2 separate regions of the Homo sapiens genome follow, and region 1 is linked to region 2. Evidence: chromatin contacts called from ENCODE Hi-C or POLR2A ChIA-PET data. All regions are on one chromosome and are shown on one strand. The core of a region is the stretch at or near the end of the contact, and the rest is flanking DNA. Distances in the headings are between cores, read along the strand shown.

Evidence for each region. A loop is a pair of places that touch in the nucleus more often than their neighbours do. ChIA-PET counts read pairs that join two places held with the same protein, here RNA polymerase II (POLR2A). Pooled maps may share reads with other maps.
Region 1: a loop to region 2 is called in a map of ascending aorta, with 4 times the contacts of the local background. The contact joins two enhancer-like sites. A Hi-C loop is called at or near these places in 4 of 168 maps with a recorded cell type or tissue (aorta, ascending aorta and chondrocyte) and 3 of 50 pooled maps. POLR2A ChIA-PET finds 5 or more read pairs at or near these places in 1 of 52 experiments (BJ).

The regions. Positions count from the first base shown.
Region 1 is chr21:28,804,761-28,810,292 of GRCh38, forward strand. It overlaps a transcript of HEMK2 not described here. Among named protein-coding and RNA genes, the nearest start is that of HEMK2, 78 kb to the right of the region's middle. Within about 2 kb of position 1,356, at least 4 of the 41 ENCODE cell types and tissues checked have a DNase peak (open chromatin) inside an H3K27ac peak, as active enhancers do; they include ascending aorta, where a contact is called at or near this core.
Region 2 is chr21:28,768,336-28,773,556 of GRCh38, forward strand. It overlaps a transcript of HEMK2 not described here. Among named protein-coding and RNA genes, the nearest start is that of HEMK2, 110 kb to the right of the region's middle. Within about 2 kb of position 3,561, at least 3 of the 41 ENCODE cell types and tissues checked have a DNase peak (open chromatin) inside an H3K27ac peak, as active enhancers do; they include ascending aorta, where a contact is called at or near this core.

The DNA of each region.
Region 1 (5,532 bases), core at 106-2,605, 34 kb after region 2:
GACGGGCCACATGGCATGTGCACATTTCTTTCATTCCTGCACACACAATATCAAAAGGGCTGGGAAGAAAAGCAGCATTCATTGAGTGACAATTACACTACATACCCTATTCTAGACACTTTGCATACTGTTTGTAATTCATGTTTCTCAAAGTACCCTGAGAGTTTCTTAAATCTACAGAAACCTGGGTTGTCATTAAATATACAGCTTACCAGGCCCCACCCCTGAAAATTCTGATTCAGTTGGGCTAGATTGGGGCCCAGGAATCTGTGTTTTAACAAAATGTACTCTTCATTGCAATGTTGTAAAATTATTTTCCTTGTTTCTGTCTTGCAGAAGCAAGGCAACTGTGAGAATTAAACAATTTATCAGGGCACCCAGATGACACAGGGAGAGCTGGATATTCAATCTCAAGTAGGTTGGCTATAAAGCCGACTTTATCACTGGGCCATGCCAAATCCCAGTAAAACTCCATTTGCACTCTGACTGAAATAGTGGCTTCAGTTCCCCATCTATAGCAGTTCTAGCTTCTCACTGCCTGTTTTCCCTCCCACCACCCGCCCATAAAATCCAGCACTGTATAGGCTCTTGAATTATATTATTGGTTATTATATGATAAAATTTTGCATTGCAACTTGAGCAGGAAGACAAACTAATGAGAATCACATCCTATTTTCTAATTGTCTCAAACCATACCTCTATAAAGTAAAAAGAGTTGATTGAAACCAAAATGTTTGGGAATTACAACAAGCTATTCCTAATCGACACAACTTGTCAGAAATTTGGAGGCTGCCGTCAGCTCAGTAGCTTCTCAAACAAAGCAGTATCAGAGTATGTTTTGAGTCCCTGATTCTTTCAACTGGGTAGATGCTTCTGTACGACTTTACATTGTTTTATTTAAAAGCTGTGCTTTTTTTTTCTCCGAAACTAGTGTATTTATAGGTGCTACATGCTTTAAAAGTCTCTGACTTTGAATCCCTGATTCTTTCGGCTGGGTAGATGCTTCTGTACGACTTTACATTGTTTTATTTAAAAGTTCTGCTTTCTTTTCTCTGAAACTAATGTATTTATAGGTGCTACATGTTTTAAAAGTCTACAACTGTGAAAAATGATGTAACACTGAAACAAGCAAAACCTTGAAGGAAAGTTGAAATTGAGATTGTCCAAAAACTCAGCCAGTACATAGTGTTTCCGCCTACTCTGATTTTTCAGCAGTTTTGTGATTTCTTTTCCCTTGTTTGTTTTTGAGTACACTCATCAGTATGTCCCATGGCATAGTGTCTGTTTTCCAAAAATCCAGAAACATGAGTCAGCTGTTCAACTATTATATACAAATTTGGTAAAGTACCGTATTCATGGAATCTGAGTGTGTTTTCCAGGAATTACGTCTCCAGTGCCCCCACATGACTGCCTGATCAGCCTGTGATGCCTCTGAAGTGTTCTGCACCTACTTTCTAAGGGAAATGTTGTCACGACAGATAATTATGGAATTGTGGGCTTTTAGTTATTCAGAATAAATCTACAAGGCAATAGTTTAATGAATTTAATATGCTGGTTCATGTAAAATGTCATATGCCATATGTAACATGACTGTAACTTAAGGATATTCTTTTAACTCAGTAAACTTGGTAGAAAATCCTTGTATGAACCTGATACGGATTAAACTGTGCTCTCTCAAAAAAAATATGTTGAAATCCTAACCTCCAGTAACTCAGAATGCCACCTTATTTAGAAATAGGGTAATTATAGATGAAATTAGTTAAGATGAGGTCATGAATGAATTCTAATCCAATATGACTGGTGGACTTGTAAAAAGGAGGTATTGGGCAGTCCCACAGAGGCTGGACTGCCTGGCTGGTGCATCTTTCCTGGTCTGCAAAAGACAAGAAAATAAAATTAAAAAGGGAAAATGGGACAGACATAGACATGCAGAGAGAAAAGGTTATGTGAAGAGACATCCAGGGAGAAGATGGACGAATGAAAATGGAAGAAGAGATTCAAATTATGCTGCCACGCACCAAAGAATGCCTGGGTTCACCAAAAGCTAGGAAAGGACAAGGAAGGATGCTACCCAGATGCTTCAGAGTGACCATGGCCTTACTAACCCCTTGATTTCAGACCTCTAGCCTCCATAACTGTGAGACTAAATTTCTGCTGTTCTTAAGCAACTCAGTTTGTGGCACTTCTTTATGGCAGCTCTAGGAAACAAATATAGAGCCCTTGAAGGTACTTTCAGCTGGAAAATGTCAGAGGCAGGCACAACTAAACTGAGGTTCCTGCTTAAGTGAATTTATTCAGCACAGGACTTTAAATGCCATTTATATCATATGACTTCCAAAGGTATTATCTACCATCATTACCACTTCCCGAGCTCCAGAATCAAATCTGCAACCACCCGATGGGTAGCTTCTCTTGCCTAATAGCATCTGAAAATTAGCACAACCAAAGCAGGACTTTGAATTCATTGCCTGCCCATACTTCCCCTAGTCTACTGCATCTAAGTAAAGACATCACCATCTACTAAGTTATTTAAAGAAAAACCCGGGAGTCATCCTAATTCCTTCCTGCCTACCCACCATATCCAATCCATCTGTGTGTCCTCTAAATTCTACGTCCAGGTCAGTTTCCTGGGAGACACATTCTGAGGTGGAGATTAGCATGCAGAATTGTTATCAGGGATTGCCCTCAGAATCAACATCCACAGACAGAGGGAGAAGCTGAACTGCAATGCAGTCACCATAGGGACCTCAGTTCATCCTACAAAGAACTCTGGAGCTGTGAGGGCCCCTATCTTGAGTCATCTTTACCCCCACTCCACTGACCAGTTAGTGAGTGCAGGTCATCCCTGATAAGGGAATGTGGCCTTGGCTGACATGGTTCTTTTTGGCAGAGAGCAATTCCTGGAGAGAGTCCTTAGTGGAGAGCCATCAGCCTCCAAATTTTTCAACAGCTAAGGTAATAAGTACCTTGGTTCAGAAAAAAGATCTGGATGGCATACCACAGCATCTGCTATACTAGAAGAGAAAGAAGAAATATCCTGACCAGCTAAATCCTGTAAAACTAAATACCTGTGAAAATTCAGGAAAACTAATGATTAATTTTTTTCCCATCCATCCCCTCCATTTTCCCACTCAGCCAGTCTTTCTGTGTTCTTAATTACAGGAGGTGATGTGAAAGAGTCTTCTAGAATGAATTTCCATCAGCTGGGTCTTTCTGGGATGCTAAGAAAAGTTTAGGTTTATAAAGAATGTTTGAGAGAAACAGAGAGCTAGAGCAAGTGCCTCCCCCAAAACCTTGAAACAAGATTGCCCCCAAGATGAAGAGAGAGGAGACACAAGGAAGATGATGACAGCAGAGAAGTCATGGGCCCCAACAAAAGGGCAGAATCTAAATTGGGCTGCATGGACAGGGACAAGGGCAAACATCTCAACAAAAACTCCCATGAGGAGTACTGTTCCAGTGATGTTTGATTTTCAAACTCATTTCAGGACCACATTACCTTGCTTGCTCCAACTTTATAGTAAGTCTTGAAGTCAGGTAATGTAATGTAATTCATCCAACTTTCTTCTTCTTTTCCAATATTTTTGAAATGTTCTAGATCCCTTGCATTTCCATATATTTTTTAATTCCTTTGTCAAATTCTACCCTTCCAAAAAAAAAAAAAAGCCTACTGGAAACATGACGAGGATTGCATTGAATCAGTAGATCAATTTGATGAGAAATAACATCTCAACAATATTGAATGTTTCAATCCATGAACATGGTATATCTCCTTTTATTTGGGTCTTGTTTAATTTCCCTTGGCATTGCTTTGTGGTTTTCAGTGTAGAGAGCTTATATATTTATTTATAAATACATTATATCTTTATGTTATTATAAATGCAGTTGTTTTTATTTCATTTTTCAATTATGTACTGCTAGTATATGAAATAAAATTGATCTTTTACATTAACCTTGTATACCGTGATTTTGCTAAATTCACTTATGAGTTCTAGTGGTTGTAGAACTCTTAGAACTATTTATGTAAACAACCATGTCATTTGCTAATAAAGACAATTTTACTTTTTCCTGTCTGCTCTTTATATTAGTATTTAACAAAATGCATTTCAACTTATTCAAATTTAATAGTTTTAATTAAGAGAATGGTATTATTAATGTTCATCAAGATAACTCATTTTTCAAAGCACTCAAGAACAACAGATTAAAACTGTCATTTCAGTCATCAAATTTTACTTTTGCTAGTTTGTGCAAAAAGAGTGGCAATAAAGCAAAATAAAATTTTGTCTTTAATGAATTGTGCTAGAGAAATTCACAATTGCTCTATAGAGGTGACATATTCATCATAATTTCAAATAATGAGAGGGATTGCTGATTAGTAGTATAAACTGAAGAAAACTTTTGGAGATCAAGATATCTAAGCTAGCCTTTGAAGAAAGTTTAGACAGTCAAATTAGTGGTAGGAAAGATAGAGGCATAAAGTAAGCAAAGGTAGAGGGAGAAATTAACAAAACAAGTTCCAAATATAGAGGCAGAGAACAAATCATATTGTTATGTATCAGTAACATAATAACAGAAGGTCTCAAATGATCGGCTACTGAGTTTGGATTTTATGGTCTACTTATGTAAAGGTTTTTAAGTAGTGAAGAATTACAAGAGGAAATCTTCCAACTAGACCATAGCCAAAGAAAGGTTGAGCTCTGAGAGGAGATAATATGTATAAATACTTGTACAGCTAACAGTTCATGTAAGAGCTGAACAGTTTTCCCATATCAGTGTTTTTGCAAAGCCAAATAAATAATTAATGTTCTTGAGGACAGGCTACTAACTTCATTTAAAATGCAACAGCTGGAAGTTCCCATGTCTAATCCTATAAGAATGGCTTAATATAAGGCTGATACATAGTTAACATTCAGAAATGAGGAAGCAATTTCTGCTATGTGGATGAAATGTTCCAAGATAAAAAAAATCTTGAATTCTAATGCTTTTTAAAATGCTTTGATATATAGTGCTAAAAACTCACAATAAATATATTAATTACAGAGTAGAATTCATAGACAGTTGTATCTATCTTGATGCCATCCAAAGGGAGTATCACCTTTAAAATACACAAGGAAATGCTTCAAGGAATGAGTAGCAGTTGATCCAAACCTTGTAAGGTTATCCATTTCTGGGCACAAATTTCCTTGTATTCTCTCACTGCCTTACTCTGCTATATAATGTCATGGTCTACAAGGCTATTGAAATAGTATAAAACAAAACCATACTAGTCTGAATGCCTGGAGCCTCCATGGCCATGGAGTATCCGTAGATTCCCTCAGCCCAGTGCTAATACACTGCTCTACCAGAAATGTGCTTCTCTCCATTAAGCAGTATCCATGTCTTCAGCTCTTGGGGAAACTATCTCTGGTACAGTGCTAGATTAGGTCCCCCCAATAGGACACAAATTTTTCCCACCCATTCAAGAAGCAGTCATTTCCATTTGGTCACTCAGCTTTCCATCAGGAAAACTGAAGCCACTCTAGGTATTTCAAC
Region 2 (5,221 bases), core at 2,311-4,810:
TTACTGTGTAGCATGCAGCATCCAGCCACTTGCAGAGTGTCCACTCAGTTTGTGCTCACCTTATTTCATGGATTGGCCAAAGAGATAAAGGATTTCCTGTGAGTGTTCCCGTATGGAAATACCCATTCTTTTTCATTTCAGATCTCCATCATCCCACACTCAATTCAGAGGAAATCAGACCTTATTCTCCCTTTCCTCAACTTTCATCCAAGAAGTACCCTTCTCCTCATGTTCAGCCTACCACCCACTCCTGGATAGGGAACAAGAAGGAAGAGGCAGATCCTCGTCGGTCTCCTCTAGAGTACAACCAATGGAGCATCTCATGGTCAGTGAGATGAGTTCCTTTCCCTCCAGTTTCTTGATGGATTGAAGGTCATTGCTCTAAGGTCCTGTTATGGACTAAATTTTGACCCCCTAAAAGTCATATGTTGAAGCCCTAACCTCTGATGTGACTATATTTGGACACAGGATCTTTAAAAAGGTAATAAATTAAATGAGGTCATAAGGGTGGGCCCCAAACCTAATAGGACTGCTGTCCTTACACAAAGAAGAAACACCAGGGGTGAGCATGCACAGAGAAAAGGCTATGTGAGGACACAGCAAGAATATGGCCATCTGCAAGCCAAGCAGAGAGACCTCAGGAGAGAGCTAACCAGCCAACATCTTAATCTTGGACTTCTAGCCTCCAGAATGGTGAAAAAATAAATTTGTGTTGTTTAAGCCATTTAGACTGTTGGTATTTTGTTATAGCAGCCCTGGCAAACAAACAGAGGTCCAGTTGAATTTTACAAACTGGCAAGGATCCTGACTGGTCTACTAGCTGACAGGAGATCTCTCCAGATGTCAGGGATCTTAGGCCCACCTGGGACCCCCAGGTTTCAAAACAAGACCCAATCTCTACCCAGAAGCTTCTGGCATTACCCCTAGATGATGTGTAAGTATTTTTTCTATTGCAAAATTTGTGCGCTGGGCTGTCAGATAGCTAACTTATACGGTTTGGAATTTACCTCTCAGCTCAGTAGCATAAGGGAGGTCTTTGTTTTCTCCCCCAAAATGAACGTCAAAGATCCTACCAGAACCTTCAGCAAAGCATAATGAATCCAGATACTTGGTTCCTAATAGCAGCAGATATATGCCCTGGGAGACCCATATTTGGACTTCACTGTCTTTTCTACTCCAGATGTAAATTTTCTAGGTTATTATTAAAGTAAGGTTGTGGATTCTCTTGAGGGTGATATAAAATAATCATAGATATTTTAATCCCTCTGAATTTAAGTATTTCCCATTGAAACAGAGCCCCTTTTTCTCTCTCACTTGCTTATAATGACTCAAAAGGGAACCAGTGAACTGAAATTTTTCTTAACCAAATCTACAAAGTGTAAGCTTTCTTGTCCTACAGGGAAAAGCCTGCACATACTAAAGTTATCTAGGTTATCTTGGAAAGTTTTAGCTGTCCAGTTCCCAGGACAAGAATTCAAAGCTTTCTAACTCTAAAGCTTTCTTATTCTGAATAATTTCTAAATGGGCTTCCTTTGTAAGCAATAGTTTGTACTGACTCAATTGCTTACAAGGGTCACATTTTGACTAGACATTTCCTGCCTTTGGGCTAATGAATTACATCATAATTCAATTTGAATGCCTCAAAGTCATCAGCCAGCACCCTCAGCATTGTGGGGCAGTACTTCTAAGGCAATAGTAGTTACTGTCTGAGAGCTGAATTTTTTCTGCAGAATGCACCATCAATAAATGATTTTTATTTGCCTTCCCTAAAGCAAGGCTTTTGTGACGTTGAATTTGTAAGTTGTATTTTCCATCTCACAAAAGATTTCACAAGGAAGTAGAGTTTGGGGATTGCTTCTCTGCTCTTGTGCATCCCACAAATCCTCACCCACATCCTGACTCCTCAACAGGTCACCGTGTTAAGAGTTGGTAGGAAGAAACCCTTTCCTTTAGGATTTTTCCTCTTCTCTATACCCCATGGCCACCTAGTGTAATCAAGCCCCTTTACTTTCTTCCCTCTGGGCTCTTCTTAGGTTTTCCTTACCATTCAATTCAACTTGTTTCCAAGTGAAGGGAAGAGGATGGGGAATGAGGCTTCCCAAGGATATGTCCAGTATCTTTATGATACTGAGACCTTTCCAAGTGCTGTCATTTGAATGTGTCCCCCAAAGTTTGTGTGTTAGAAACTTAATCTCCAATGCAACAGTGTTGGGAGGTGGGGCCTAATGAGAGGTGATTAAGTCACGAGGGCTCTGTCATCATGTATGGATTAATGTCATTATTGTGGGAGTGAATTAATTATCTCAAGAGTGGGCTTGTTATAAAAGCAAGTTCAGCTCTCTCTCTCTCTCTCTCACTCGCTCTCACCTTCCACCATGAGATCACACAGCAAGAAGGCTCTTGCCAGATGCTGACACCTTGACTTTCTAGCCTCCAGAACCATGAGCCAAACACATTTATCTTTGTTATAAATTGCTTGGTCTGTGGTATTCTCTCATAGCAGCATCAAACTGACCTACACACTGAGCACCTAGATCAGACTCCTCTTAGAATATCTCCTGAGTAGCATCATGCTACAATTCTCTACCTCTTTCTCCACTGTGAGTCAGTACCAAATGCTGTCTCTCTTCCTTATTCTAGCCATGACTCTGGATGGAGAAATAAGATTAAAACACACACACACACGCGCAACTTACTGGAATTTATAGAGCAGTTACTTCATGCCAGACACTGTGATAAGTACTTCAGAAACATTACATCAATTAATCCTCACAAACAACTGTTACTCCCATTTTATAGGCAAGGATATTGAGACACAGTGACCACACAAATAGCAAGTGGCAAGCCAAGGTTTGAATCCCAGTTTGAGGTCACCACTGTGCTCTGTGAACAGGACTTATGATGGCCAAGTACTAATATTACAATATTGGAATTTATACTCTCTGGAGTTACGATTCAGGGAGAGATGATTTGGAAGTATAAAGTCAGATATTTTCATATTAAATCTAGGTCAAATGTTCTCAACCAGAGGTTATTTGCATCACTCTCCCACCACCCTGACCAGGAGACATTTGGTAATGCCCAGAGACATGTTTGGTTGTCACAACTGGGGACTGCTACTGGCACCTAGTGGGTACAGGCTAGGGGTGCCGTGAAAAATTCCATAATGCACAAGATGCACCACCCCCCCCCGCCAAAGAATTGCCTACTCCAAAATGTCCACAGTGCTGTGATCCAAACACCACCTCTAGGGGTTTGGTTTAGTTGCCATATTTTCCTCTCCCCTACCCATTCTTCTCTTTGGATTTTAATTCTCTGTGTCCATTTTAACAGTCTTGTTTTAGGTTAATCTTTTACTATGACTTTCCAAGGTCCTTTTAGGAAGCAAGGGGAGTGTGACTGAAGGAAAAACTGACATTCAAAAAATCTCCTGAGAAATAGCACCCTGCTTGGAACAAAATCCTCTGTGAACACTATTTTGGGAACAGTGACCAAACAAGCCAGTCGTCTGCCACTTACACATCCAATCCTGCTTACTACCACTGCTTCCTGGAATCCTGTCCCAAGAAAGGGGCTAGGGGTGAGGAGAGTGGTTACCCTGGAACATACCATTTCTATGAGAAATCTTAAAAGAAAAAAAAAAATGAAGACAACAAACCTGTAACTTGATGCCAGCCTGAAATCCTCTTCACTAATCATAAGTCAGAGAAAGTGAAATTATTTCCATCACACTCATACAGCATGTTCTCTGGGGTTTGCAGGAACAGAAGAGACAATGTGGAGAAAATGCATCGTCTGTGGTTCTGAAATCAAAGCCTAATTAGTCAGAAGACAAATCCCATGGGCTTCAGTACTAAAACCTATGTTTCAACCATGCCTATGTTGGGAAAGTCCTAAAAGTCAAAGAATGATAAGGCAACTTTAGTGGAGAACATCTTTGTTTACATTACAGGACTCACATGTAAACTTTGAAAGCATGCAATCAAGTGAACAAAATATTTTAATTGGCCTTTAAAATATTATTATAAGAGCAAGACCAACTTGTTTAAAGTATTGCCTGGCTGGTCTCTGGTTTTGGCAGCTCATTATACTGTCTTAATGCCGTAAGATTTATTAATGGTCACATGCATTTCTCTGAAAAGCATTCCACATTTTATCCAATTCTGGGTAAAGGTTATTTATACCTTAGAATGCTCTTAATTGCTTCACATTAAAGAAAAATATGGAATAAGTTATAAGTATTGCCTCATTTAATGTATTTTCAAATTATAGCGTTTTGGCAAGTTTTGCTCATTGACTTCTTTAAGCTTGGGATATCTTTTATCCCTTTTACATTCTCTCAAAATTTTCCTTATCACTCAAAAGCTAATTCAGATACCAATTCCTCCATTAATCTGTTCCTGACTCCCACATCAGCATTAACCAAATGTGCTTCTCTGCTCCCAACCATATTGCTTCTGTATTCACTAGGCATATGTAACAATCATTTTGCTCTACATTATATTTGTCTCTGTCTTTCTTCTTTAATTAAAGTAATTAAAGTACCTTCAGTGGGAAAGACAGCATGTTATTCATTTTGCATCTGAGGAAACTGATAGGGTGTCTGGAATTAGCATCCAATAACGATTGATTAAATTACATGTAATCATATGAGTTTTATCAAATAAAAATTGCTTCAAGTTTGTTCTTTTGGTTTGTTTGAAGCGGTTTGCTCATTTTAATAATTACATGAGACCCAAGCCTCAATCTCTTAGAACAGGTAGCTCTAGTGCCTCTCCTGCTCTAGACTTAATTTTGTTTCCATTGGTGCCAGGATATGAACAAAACATTTTCTGATGCAAATATAGTCTCAGATTGGGACCACACCAAATACCACAGTCCAAGTAGGTGAATAATGCACTGAATATTTGGCCTGGTTTGGCTGATTGCAGGCAAGCTAGCTAATAATTAATTAAAGTAGGATCTTCTGTATTTACTTCATTTCAAAACTCCTTGACACTCTCTCACTCGGCAACTCTCATTATCAACTAATGACATTTAAACACCTAATACATACTAGGCATCTTTAACAACTAGAAATACAGAGCTCAGTAAAGACACAGAACTGACTTCATATGAACAAATGTAGAAACATATTAATAGAAGATTCTCTCTTTTAATATCTAAAAGATTGAAAAGATTGTTTAACAGAAAATATTGACCTAGAATGTGACTTGAGCAG